Regions from separate parts of the Homo sapiens genome. Here region 2 is linked to region 1. Evidence: chromatin contacts called from ENCODE Hi-C or POLR2A ChIA-PET data. All regions are on one chromosome and are shown on one strand. Each heading gives the region's core, a stretch centred on a gene start or an enhancer-like site at or near the end of the contact. The rest is flanking DNA. Distances are from core to core; before and after follow the strand shown. Region 1 overlaps PRKCH (protein kinase C eta). Region 2 holds the start of SYT16 (synaptotagmin 16).

What was found. A loop is a pair of places that touch in the nucleus more often than their neighbours do. ChIA-PET counts read pairs that join two places held with the same protein, here RNA polymerase II (POLR2A). Pooled maps may share reads with other maps.
Region 2: a loop to region 1 is called in a map of endometrial microvascular endothelial cells, with 5 times the contacts of the local background. The contact joins the promoter of SYT16 here to the enhancer-like site in region 1. A Hi-C loop is called at or near these places in 3 of 168 maps with a recorded cell type or tissue (Jurkat, endometrial microvascular endothelial cells and endothelial cell of hepatic sinusoid) and 1 of 50 pooled maps. POLR2A ChIA-PET finds 5 or more read pairs at or near these places in 1 of 52 experiments (RWPE1).

What each region holds. Positions count from the first base shown.
Region 1 is chr14:61,458,015-61,463,465 of GRCh38, forward strand. All of the region lies in intron 9 of PRKCH (protein kinase C eta), which reads left to right. Among named protein-coding and RNA genes, the nearest start is that of PRKCH-AS2, 85 kb to the right of the region's middle. RefSeq lists enhancers at 1-56, 1-87 and a silencer at 3,337-3,631. Within about 2 kb of position 3,442, at least 10 of the 41 ENCODE cell types and tissues checked have a DNase peak (open chromatin) inside an H3K27ac peak, as active enhancers do.
Region 2 is chr14:61,808,635-61,814,461 of GRCh38, forward strand. SYT16 (synaptotagmin 16) reads left to right here and starts at 4,069. Exons shown (of 8, transcript NM_001367656.1): 1 at 4,069-4,176.

The DNA.
Region 1 (5,451 bases), core at 2,192-4,691:
CTCATTGTCTTGATGAATTTGGCTGTGACTCTGCTCCTAAATGCTGGGCTGGTTCTGACCTGGGCACAGGAGTTTAGAAGAGGGGTCTGAGAGGACCCAGAGAGGTACCTTGATTTGGAACATCCCAGGGCATTGCTTCTGGCCTTAGCAACGACCCTTTGCCTGAAACCATGGACTGGTCTTAAGAATTGAATCTGTCTGCCCTGTAATGGCGTGCGTTTAGGAATGCTTCTGGCTGCAGTTAATGGAACACTTGACCAGCGGTGGATTAAACAATAAATAGAAAGGATGAGTTTGGTTCATTAGTACAAACTTTTTACTTGTTGTTTCACATAATGAGAAGTCTGGTGGTAACAGTGCTACGGTTGGATTTGTTGCTCAGTGACATTGGACATGTCTTTCCCTTGGGGTCCCAAGGTATTTGCTGCAGCCCTAGATGCCACACCTTGGCATGATAGCATCCAAAGCAGAAAGCATAAGGGCAGGGGCTGAAGGGCTTCATGGCCAGTCCCCTTTTCTCAGGGAGGGAAGATCTTTCCTAGACTTGGGTCAACTGCCCTGTATGTCTGTTCTCACATTGCTACAAAGAACTACCTGAGACGGGGTAATTTATGAAGAAAAAATGTTTAATTGACTCACAGTTCCACAGGCCGTACAGGAGGCATGGCTGGGGAGGCCTCAAGAAACTTACAGTCATAGCGGAAGGGTGAAGGAGAAGCAAGCAGGGTTTCACGTGACAGCAGGAGAGAGAGAGAGTGAAGGGGGAAAAGCTACACACTTTCAAACAGCCAGATCTCATGAGAGCTCACTATCATGAGAAGATCAAGGGGGGAAATCTGCCTCATGATCCAATCACCTCCCACCAGGCCCTTCCCCAACATTAGAGATTCCAATTCAACATGAGATCTGGGTGGGGACACACAGCCAAACCATATCATGCCCTTAGCAAGGGAGGCTGGAAGAGCAAATATCAGGCCAAGATAAGCTGGCAGACCATGATTGGTTCACACCAACCTTGATTCAGCCCCTGGAGCAGGGCATTCTGCTTTTATTTAGAATCAGGCTCAAAATTGGGCTTTTGGTATCAATGAAGAGGGAAAATGGCCCTGGAGAAGGCACCAAGAGGGAGGGTCTGCCACAGATGTGTCAGAATCTTGCTGTCAAAAGGCATTCTGGGAGAGTGAATTCTGGGCATGTTCCTGGCCTGTGCCACCATCAAGGAAGTAGGGGATTCCACGAGAGCGGGATAGGGGCATCTGACTGGTCAGGGAGGCTGGCAATACACCTCTAGGGAAGGTAAAGCCATGCTGGGACCAAACGAGTGAATTAGAATTAGTTAGGCAGAGAATGAAGGTGAATATGTCATACAGGGTCAACAGCACACTATGGGTCTGCTGGTGAGACAGAGCATCAGGTGTGAAGGAGGCTCAGCACACACAGCATATCGAGGTTGAACAGGGGCCTTGAGAACTGAGGCAGCCGAGGTGGGCCAGGGCCAGGCCATGAAGAGCCTTGTAGGCTGTGTTAAGGGGTTTGGGTTTAGTCCTGAGAGCAATGGAAAGTCATGGAAGAAGTGGAAGCAGAGGAATGACGTATCAGGTTGTATGTTTTAATTATGAAAATCTAATTTCTTGCGATAGGTAATATAAGTATCCTCCAAATATTCATATCCTTTCTCCGAAAGAAACAAGTATTGCTCGTTTTATTTATAGCCTTTGAGAGAATTTTCTGTACATAAAAGCATATATATACAGCACATATATGCATACATGTTTATCTTTTAAAAACACAAATAATAGTATACTTTGCCCATGATTCTGTATTTTTAAAATTTAATTAATCTATTTTTTGAGACAGGGTCTCACTTTGTCACCAGGCTGGAGTGCAGTGACGGTTATGGCTCACTGCAGCCTCAAGCTCCCAGGCTAAAGCTATCCTCCCACCTCAGCCCCCTGAGAAACTGGGACTTACAGGCACATGCCACCACACCTGGCTAATTTTTGTTATTTTTTTGTAGAGATGGGGTTTTGCCATGTTTCCCAGGCTGGTCTCAAACTCCTGGGCTAAAGCAATCCACCCACCTCAGTCACTCAAAGTTCTGGGATTACAGGCGTGAGCCACTGTACCTGGCCACTTTATTTTTTTAAGACATAATATTAATAGTATATATTGGAAATTGTTTTGTATTTCTATATACCAAGCTGCCTCATTTTTAATGGCTGCATAGTACTCCATTTTAGAACATGACATAATTAATTTAACTTTTCCTCCTCTGTTGCTATGTATTGTGTTCCTAGTCTTTTATTTCAGTCATTGTTGCAGTGAGTCCCCTTGTACTTTTGTCTTTGTGTGCTTATGCTGGTGTTTCTGTATGACACATTATTAGTAGTAGTATTGCTTGGTCAAAGGGTATATGCATTTCACATTTTGATTGAGTTCAATTGCCCCCTCCCCCATTGTGGTTAAAGATAGTGAACGTTTTATTGTCCATGTACCACACATTGTTCTAAGTGCTTTATGTCTGTTATTTAATCCTTATAGTAACCCTCTGAAATAAGTTCTGTTATTATCACCCCATTTCACAGAGGAGAAAAGTTAGGTACAAAGAAGCTTAGTTCCTAAGTGGCAGAGAGCGTTTGAAGCCAGGTGGTCTGACGGCAGAGTCCAGGCAGGCTCTTCCTATTTGCTGGGCTGCGTCTCTAAATTCACACTCCCAAAGCTTGAGTGAGAAGGTGCATTTCCCCGCCTTCCCATCATGGCATGCTCTCTGTCATTTGGATCATCTCAGAGTTAGAAAAATGGTATATTTGAAGTTCCAACTTGCATTCCTCTAACTGTGAGTGAAGCTGGGCGTTTTCATACATTTCAGGGTCACTAGTATTCAAATCTGTGTTGGGAGGGCCACATGCAGCCTGGAGAATGGGTGGAGCAGAGAAGTCTGGGAGCTTGGTGACAGGACGCACTGAAGGAGATACATGGCTTGGACTCCCACGCCACCCCAGCGTTATCAAGAGAAAAAAAAATGGGGAGGCAGCTAATGGCTTCGTGGGCCTCGGCTCCCCTGCGCGCCTCTCCCTTCCCCTCTGCTCCTCATTGGTCCTCAGTGGCTCTTGATGGCCCTGGAGCCCATGCTGCTCCTGCCCCCATCCTCTGCTTTCCCTCTGCTGGATTGGTCCTTGGTTCCCCTGGAGCTCCAGTTCTCCCTGCCCCACACTGCTCCCTGGAGTAGCCTTGAAACGACTTCCTTGGCTGGGCACTTTGCCAACGTAAAGCCCCTCCCCTGCCCTCACCCCCTTGTTGGGCTCTTTTCTTGGAATAGAGGAGTGGAGTTACAGCTTGAGGCTTGAGAGGGATAGCTGGTAGCTGATACTGGTTGCCCGCCGGGGTTTCAAGCGCCAGCCTCCTGAACACCACCATGAACACCATGAGTCAAGCCGCAGAGCCAGGTGACCTCTCAGATCTTCTTCCTAGGGCCTGAGCCAAACATCACATGGTTTCCTATGACATGAGGTTAGATCATCTTCACCAGGTGGTAACCTTTGAGTCAAGCAGTCAACTGATATTTAGTGAGCTTACCTGGTCTTGCAGCAGCAATGGTTCCAAGTTACTACTGCTGAAGCAAAGAAAGAAGTATCTCATACCTAACAGGGGAATTTGATCTGTAAAAGGAAATTCTGGTGATTATAAGCAAAGATCTCATCAACAGATCATGTTATGGTAGAGTAAAATGAGGAAGTAACCTGGAACAGATTGGGAACCCAATCAATATAGCATATGCAATCAAAATGTTCCAGGAAAATGTATAAATTCTACAGTATACCAAAATTTTAGCGGCCACATGAGATTCCCAGTGTTTAGTGGGTGAAGCCTTTACTAGCATTGAAGTCTATTTTTCCTAGTGGAAGTTTTATGTTTGACCACAAGGTGGCAGTCATTACCGCAAAGTTACTTTTATTTCTCCACCAGAGAAACCAAAGGCATGGAACTGCCATTGCGGTTTAAGATGTGTGTGTTGTAGTAGATGTCTCCAAAGCAAAGGATAAAGGGAATGTACCCCTGCTTTAGGCTAAATGATAAAGAAGTAGTGGGAACCCACTTCAAAGAAGCAAGTGAGGCTGGGCGCAGGCAGCACTTTGGGAGGCCGAGGTGGGGCAATCACTTGAGCCTAAGTGTTTGAGACCAGCCTGGCCAACGTGGTGAAACCCCGTCTACTAAAAATACAAAAAGTAGCTTGGTGTGGTGGTGCATGCCTGCAATTCCACCTACTCCAGAGGCTGAGACAGGAGGATCGCTGGAACCCGGGAGGCAGAGGTTGCAGTGAGCCAAGATCGTGCCATTGCACTCCAACCTGGGTGACAGAGCACGACTTTTTCTCAAAAAAGAAAAGAAAAAAAAGCAGCAAAGGAGATTTTCTAATGCTGAGATAGAGGTATACAATTTTAGTTTTGCTGTCGTTGTTGCCTTCTTTGAGGTTTGCAAGGTATCGGACTCCACAGTACACATAGCATTTGCTCGCTGTGCATTCGTCTGTTGGAAGTCCTTATTTACTGTTGTAAAACTATCCCCATTTACTGTTGGAAAACTAACTATAAAGAACAGAAAGTGTTACTTGCTATGAGAAGTTACAGCAGAAAGATGCTTACTTTTTAGCTGCCCAGTGTTGCAGGCCCTGGCTTCTCAAGTAAGATGCTAATCAGTGTGTAATGCTGAACTGTGACAGTCTCCCCTGGAGAATTTAGGAGTGAGAGGGGGTGTTGGAGCCACTCTACCTGCAAAGCATTTCATTGTGAGGGCCTTTGTAAAAACAGCACTCTCCTCATGCAGCCCTGTGGAATCAGTCTCTCTGAAGCCCAGAGCAGGGCAGTAACTAGCCGAGGATCCCTTAGATTGTAAGTGGCAGAGACAAAGTTCAAGTTTAGGTCAGGCTGACTCTGACTCCATATGTTGTCTTATTCCGCATTTAGTTGGTTGATTCAGCCTCGGCTTAAGCACCTCCTATCTGTCTTGGCTCCCCTCCAACCTGACAATATGGAAATGGCATTGCCCTTGGGAACAGAAAACCTGAACTGTGTTTTAGCTTTGTTTTCCACCATCTAAATGGCTTGAGTCTGTCCTAAAATTCCTTTGACCCTTAAAGTTCTTATCATTAAAATGAAAACAGGATCGCTGTGAGGGTCAAATGAGAGAATGCAGAATATTTTGTACAGTGCGAAGTGCTGTTCAAAAGTGAGTCAGTTCAACTGTGGTGATGACCCCCTCCATCCTCACACCAAAGGAAAAATGTCCCAGGGCTTCCCAATGGCCAGCCCAGACACCCACATGGAGGGGACAGCAAACATTGAGAAGGTAAGTATTTTATAGGTCCTTTTGTTCTTGGCAAAAAGGAAATAGTAAGCAAATTTCAAATATTTGATAATTTATCAAGATTGCTACAAAGGTTTATGAACCCAT
Region 2 (5,827 bases), core at 2,819-5,318, 350 kb after region 1:
GTGAAGGTCCAAATGTAAGACACAGAGATTTGCAAGAAAGCAGGATGTTTCAAGAGTGAGTTTTCCAGCCTGTTAGGAGATAGGTTTCCTTAGCCATGGAGAGGGGAAGGGACATAAAGGACAGCAGTGAGGCAAGAGTCTGCCGAGGGTATACGAAGACGATGGCAGACACTGACGGTGGGCCAGGCAGTCATTCCCACCCCCTTCTTCCTTGTTGGCAGAATCCACTTTGTGCCATAAACGCTGAAAATAACAGATGCTTGCGTTCCCAGCCTCCAGTGCCACCAGAATGGTGGAGAAGGCCTTTGAGGGCTTTTACAAAGATTTCTTTCTCTGATAAAAAGAAAGAGACGAGGCTGGGCGCGGTGGCTCACGCCTGTAACCCCAGCACTTTGGGAGGCTGAGGTGGGTGGATTACTTGAGGTCAGGAGATTGAGACCGTCCTGGCCAACATGGTGAAACCCTGTCTCTACTAAAAATACAAAAATTAGCTGGGCATGGTGGTGGAAGCCTGTAATCCCAGCTACTCGGGAGGCTGAGGCAGGAGAATCACTTAAACCCGGGAGGCTGAGGTTACAGTGAGCCAAGATCACACCACTGCACTCCAGCCTGGGAGACAGAGTGAGACTCTGTCTCAAATTAAAAAAAAAAAGAAAAAAGAAAAAAAAAGAGTGAGAATGACAAGGAGGAATATCCCCCTCTCCTACCAGATTTGGGAGATTTTGTGCTGCAGCAGCCTTACTGCCGAGGAGGAAAGTGGGGAGTCCAAGTTCTTATGGGCGTTGTGGAGATGCTAAATCAACCACGGGTGGATCCCTTGATATATAACAAGGTGTGTTATTGTTTAAGCCACCTTATGCAGTTACATGGGGCTGAAAACATCCAATACCCCTTCTTAGAAAAGCATCCCATTGTCATGCATTGGCTGGGAGGTGGTAGAACTTCCAGATAGGCTGGGGAAATTGAGCCATAAGGGGACCTTTGTCTCATGTCACATTAAATGTCTTGCTTGGTGGTCCATCATGCAGAGCTCCCCTCCACCACATAGTAAGGGAATGGTAAGAAAGAAATGGTTGTTTGGCTTGTTAGAAAAGGCCTGAGACTCCACAGATCTCACTGTTTTCTTAGAATGGAATGGGTGAGTAGCCAAACTTGTCCTCTCCAGAGCAACAGGAAAGTCAAGGAGAAAAAGTCAGACCTGAAGGGGCTTTGGTGTGGAGGAGAAGACAGAGTGGTGGCTGCCACCCACACTCATGGCTGTGGAGGTCTGACGAGCTCTGAGGTCCAGACAGAAGAGGTACCTCCCAAAAGGGACAGATGGGGCCTGATACCTCTTACCATCCCTGATGCTACCCAACCTGTCCTTCCAAACATGGATGCAACCCCAAGAAAAAATGGGGAAGGAAAACTCTGAATTGCCTGAGAAAAGCCTGAATCGATGTTTACCTTGAACTGAGTAAAATCAAACTCCCTAACAATGGGTCTAATAGGGGCTTGGGCCAGAAAGTTAATTTGGTTATAGAAAAGTGAAAATTTATTCTTTTATATATTAAATACTTGAATATGTGTACAGAAATCTATCTTAAAGCAAAACAAAACAAAAAACCCATCTTATCTTGATCCTGCTCTCTTCCAAAGCTCTCCATCCTCTTTCATTCCTTCACCATTAAACTTTTTAAGAGAATTATCTATGCTTGGGGCCTCCGCCTCTATGAAATCTACTTGTTCATTAACCCCTTCTCATCTGACATCTGGTGCTATGCAAACCTGCTATCCAACAGGTCCATTATTCAGAAATCATTTATTGAACATATCCTTTGAATTGTCATTTTTTTTCCTTTTTCTCATTTGGAAAAGCCAGTTTGATTAATGCATAAGGAGCCTCACACATGTTCCACTGACCCTTCAATTGAATCCAAGCCCAACCCACCCTTTTTGCCCTCACACCAGCTTAACCTCCTGGTTTGTGAGCTCCAAACAGGTTGAAGACTCCAGGGTCATGTTTAATTCTTTTTTCCTTTAACCTCCTGGTTTGTGAGCTCCAAACAGGTTAAAGACTCCAGGGTCATGTTTAATTCTTTTTTCCTTTTCCCCATCCAACCCACTTCCAGAGTGTTGGCTTTTGGGTCTACTGCAGATGGTTGTTGTGAAAGACAAATGAACCAGGTCTCTGTGGTTCTTAACTAGAAGTCTGCTTCAGAATCACCTGTGTTAAAACAAATAAAGGCTAAACACAATTTAAAAAAAGGACACCCCTAAGTGCTACTCTAGGTGGACTGAATCAGAATGTGGAGCCTGATCAGAATATTCTCTCCCTCATCGTGCTCTGTGAACTGACCAGAGAGGACTCCTGTGTTGTTCTCTGGCAGTTTTCTGTCTGCCTAGCCACGTGGGAGCTAGTGGATAGGCAGACGGGAGCCTTGCTCCTGAGTCTTCTCAGCATCCAGCCCGGGGCTGATTGGGTTGAATGTGCATCTCCAAATGCATCAAATGGATTGTATCTTTGTATTTTTATTTTATTTTATTTTTAAGACAGGGTCTCATTCTGTCACCCAGGCTGGAGTGCAGTAGTATGATCTCAGCTCACTGCGGCCTTCACCTCCCAGCCTCAAGTGATCTTCCCCCTCAGCCTACTGAGTAGCTGGGACCACAGGCATGCACCACCAGCCTGGCTAATTTTTGTTTTATTTTTTCTAGAGACAGGGTCTCACTATGTTGCCCAGGCTTGTCTCAAACTCTTGGGCTCAAGCTATCCACCTGCCTAGACCTCTCAAAGTGCTAGGATTACAGGCGTGAACCCGGCCCTTTTTTCTTCTTTTAAAAACTAGGGACAGGGTCTTGCTCTTTCACCCAGGCTGGAGTGCAGTGGTGCAATCATAGTTTACTGCAGACTTGAACTCCCGGGCTAAAGTGATTCTCCTACTTTGGCCTCCCAAAGTGTTGGGATTACAGGCTTAAGCCACCATGCCTGGGCGAAATGTATTGTATCTTTAAGAAGTATCTAGCCTGCCATGTAATTTAGGGGATGTGTTTGAGCCATTTGATCCTTCACATGATGGATCTGGTGGTGGAGACGGGGGTTTCTAATGTACAACTGTCCCCTAATATATTAGGTTGGTGCAAAAGTAATGGCAGAATAATCCAATAATCCATCAGAAATTGGTTTTTGGACTTCAAGAAGATGTATACAACATCATTCTGAACTGACAGCCTCAGTTCAGAGCCCTCCTGAACCACAATGGCCTGTGAGGCACAAGACTCCGGCTCACTCATTCGGCCTGGTCCACTTACTTACTCTAGCGTCCATCCCTAGTCAGTGGCAGGGCTGTAGTTGGCTATGATCATGTATCAGTTGCTCATCCAGTGGACGTCCAATCAGTTAGTTGGCCATTCATTCATTCATTCATGCAGGCATCCAGTTATAAAGACATCCATTCACCCACTCAACAGAAATCTGCTGAGAGCCTACTACGTGCTGGGAACTATTTTCACATCGGAGACAAAACAGAGGGTGACATGAAGAGCACGGCCCACTTGGAGCCTACGGAGATGGCGTTGAGCGGTTTCGCAGGAGAGCTCCTGCCCCGGAGGATTAATGCCCAGCACCTGGCTCATCCTCCCCACACCCCTAGCTCTTCTCCCGCTTTGCTCCTTCCAGCTGGGGCTGAGCATGGGGTCCCAACCCCGCTGGTGAGAAGCTCGAGGTAGGGATGAAGCGGAGAATGGAAAAGGTGACTCGAAAACAAGGATATAGCGGGAACGTTGTAGGAAAGGTGGCGTGGAGAGGCGACCCTAGCGTGGCCGGGAGCGTGTTTCCAAGTTGCGGCGAGCATCCTCTTTGGGGGAGGGGCGGGAAAGGAAAGGAGGGGAGGGGGACGGACGCGGCGAGGCGAGGAGGGGGAGATCCAGCCTCTAGGCGCCGCAGCTCGGCCGTTCTGCCCGGGAGGCTGGGCTCTCAGGACGCCGGCGGCGGCCGCAGGGCTGGCGGCTGCTGGGCGCGGGGCGGCGCGGGGCGGCGCGGCGCGGCGGGGGCGCGCGGCAGGAGGGGCTGTGCGCGGCGCGGCCCCCGAGCGCACCGGGCCTGCCGAGGAGCGCGCGCCCGGCCGGGCTCGGCGCCGGTTTCCCGAACCTGGGCGGCCGTCGGGCAGCCCCCTCGTCCGACCATGGCGACTGACAGTGAGTGCGCTCCGGCCGCGGAGGCCAGGGGTGGGGGGAGGCCGCGGTGCCCAGGGTGGGAAGTTCGATTTCAGACGCTGCCTTTGTGCTGGCTCGCGGCAGCAGCGGCCGGGTCCCTCTCCGCTCCTCACCCTTGGCTGCCTGGCGGGGCTTGAAAGGGCAGGTGGCCCTGGCGGCGCGCCCCGCGAGGGATGTGGCAGAAGGGCGTGCGCCTGGCGCCGAGGCGGAGGGACCCTCGATGCCGTGTGGCAGCGGGGCCTGCCATCGCAGCCCTTCGCGGGCACTGCCCCCAGGCCCAGAGCCAGCCTTCAGCGAGCCGGGCAAACGAAGGCACTGCGCGTTTTTGGCGCTGTGAGTTCAAGGTTCGCCTCGAGTTCTGGGTCGGGTTTGTGCGTCTGCCTTTTGGGGATCAGGGTGGCTTGCATGGCTCGGCTGCCCGGTGGCCCACGGGCTGTATTCGCAGCGGGCAGCACAAGGCCGGCTGGAGACCGCATCTGGTTACCATGGTCAGTGGGTGGGAGGAGTGCCTGGAGACATCAGGTTGAAACTCTGAATGGAAGCGTTGGAAGGCGCTGGGTTGGCCTGCTTTTGGCATCTTGGCACCGCTGCTCTTATGGCTCAGTGCCTTTGGAAATTGGAATCCCGTCTGTGAAAACTGGTTAAGTTAGTTGCGTTTGAAGCCAGATACGTATTAGTGAAGCTTCAAAGGGAGTTCAGAGTAAAACCAAGTCACACCTGCGTACCTAGCATCCAAAGTCCCTAGCACAGGTGTGGCGCATGTTAGGGACTTCATTAGATGAGTGAATGGGGCTGGATGTGCTGGCTCAGGCCTGTAATCCCAGCACTTTGGGAGGCCGAGGCGGGAGGATCACTTGAGCCCAGGAGTGCGAGGCTGCTGTGAGCTATGACCCTGCCATTGCACTCCAGTCTGGGCCACAGAGGAAAAAAACAAAAATCAAATGGTGTGCTGGCTACAGAGGCCCTTTGGAAGGTATTTTTTTTTTTTTTTTTTTGAGAGGTGAGGAGGAAAAGAGATGGGAAAATGAGATGTCAAAATTTCTGCAATAATTTATTATTTTTCTTGTAAACAATCATCCCAGCCAAGAACACAGCTTTAGGATAGTGTGGAGAGCTTGAGTTTTTGTAGTCAAACAGACCTGTATTTTATCTCTCTAGAATTCCCTAGCAGTGGGACCATGGCACTGTCCTCAGTTTCTCTAAATTAGGACAAGGCTGTCATTCATAGCTCTTACAAGCGATGGGCACACAGGTGGCCTTCAGTAAATGGTGGTTGTCCTCTCCCTGCTGTTTTGCCATCATCTGATATGTGTGGGGATACCAACATGCTTTCCTCCTTTTTAAAGAGAAAAATGTTGATCAGGTGTTTCCAGTAAAATCAGCTAATTTGGGCCAAATTTCCCTTTCCTCAGCTCTGTTCATTTATACAAAGTGTGATTCCATTCGTGTGTGTGTGTGTTTAGAAAAAAAATTATGGTTGAAGCTTTACTTAACAAAGTAAGACTCAACAAAGAAGGAGATCATGAGATTTGGCCTTATTGTGTTATTAATGAAAAACAAAGGCAAAGGGGTTCAAAGTATCTACCAGCAACTGTGCATCACACACATGCAGTGAGACACTGTTCTGCTATTT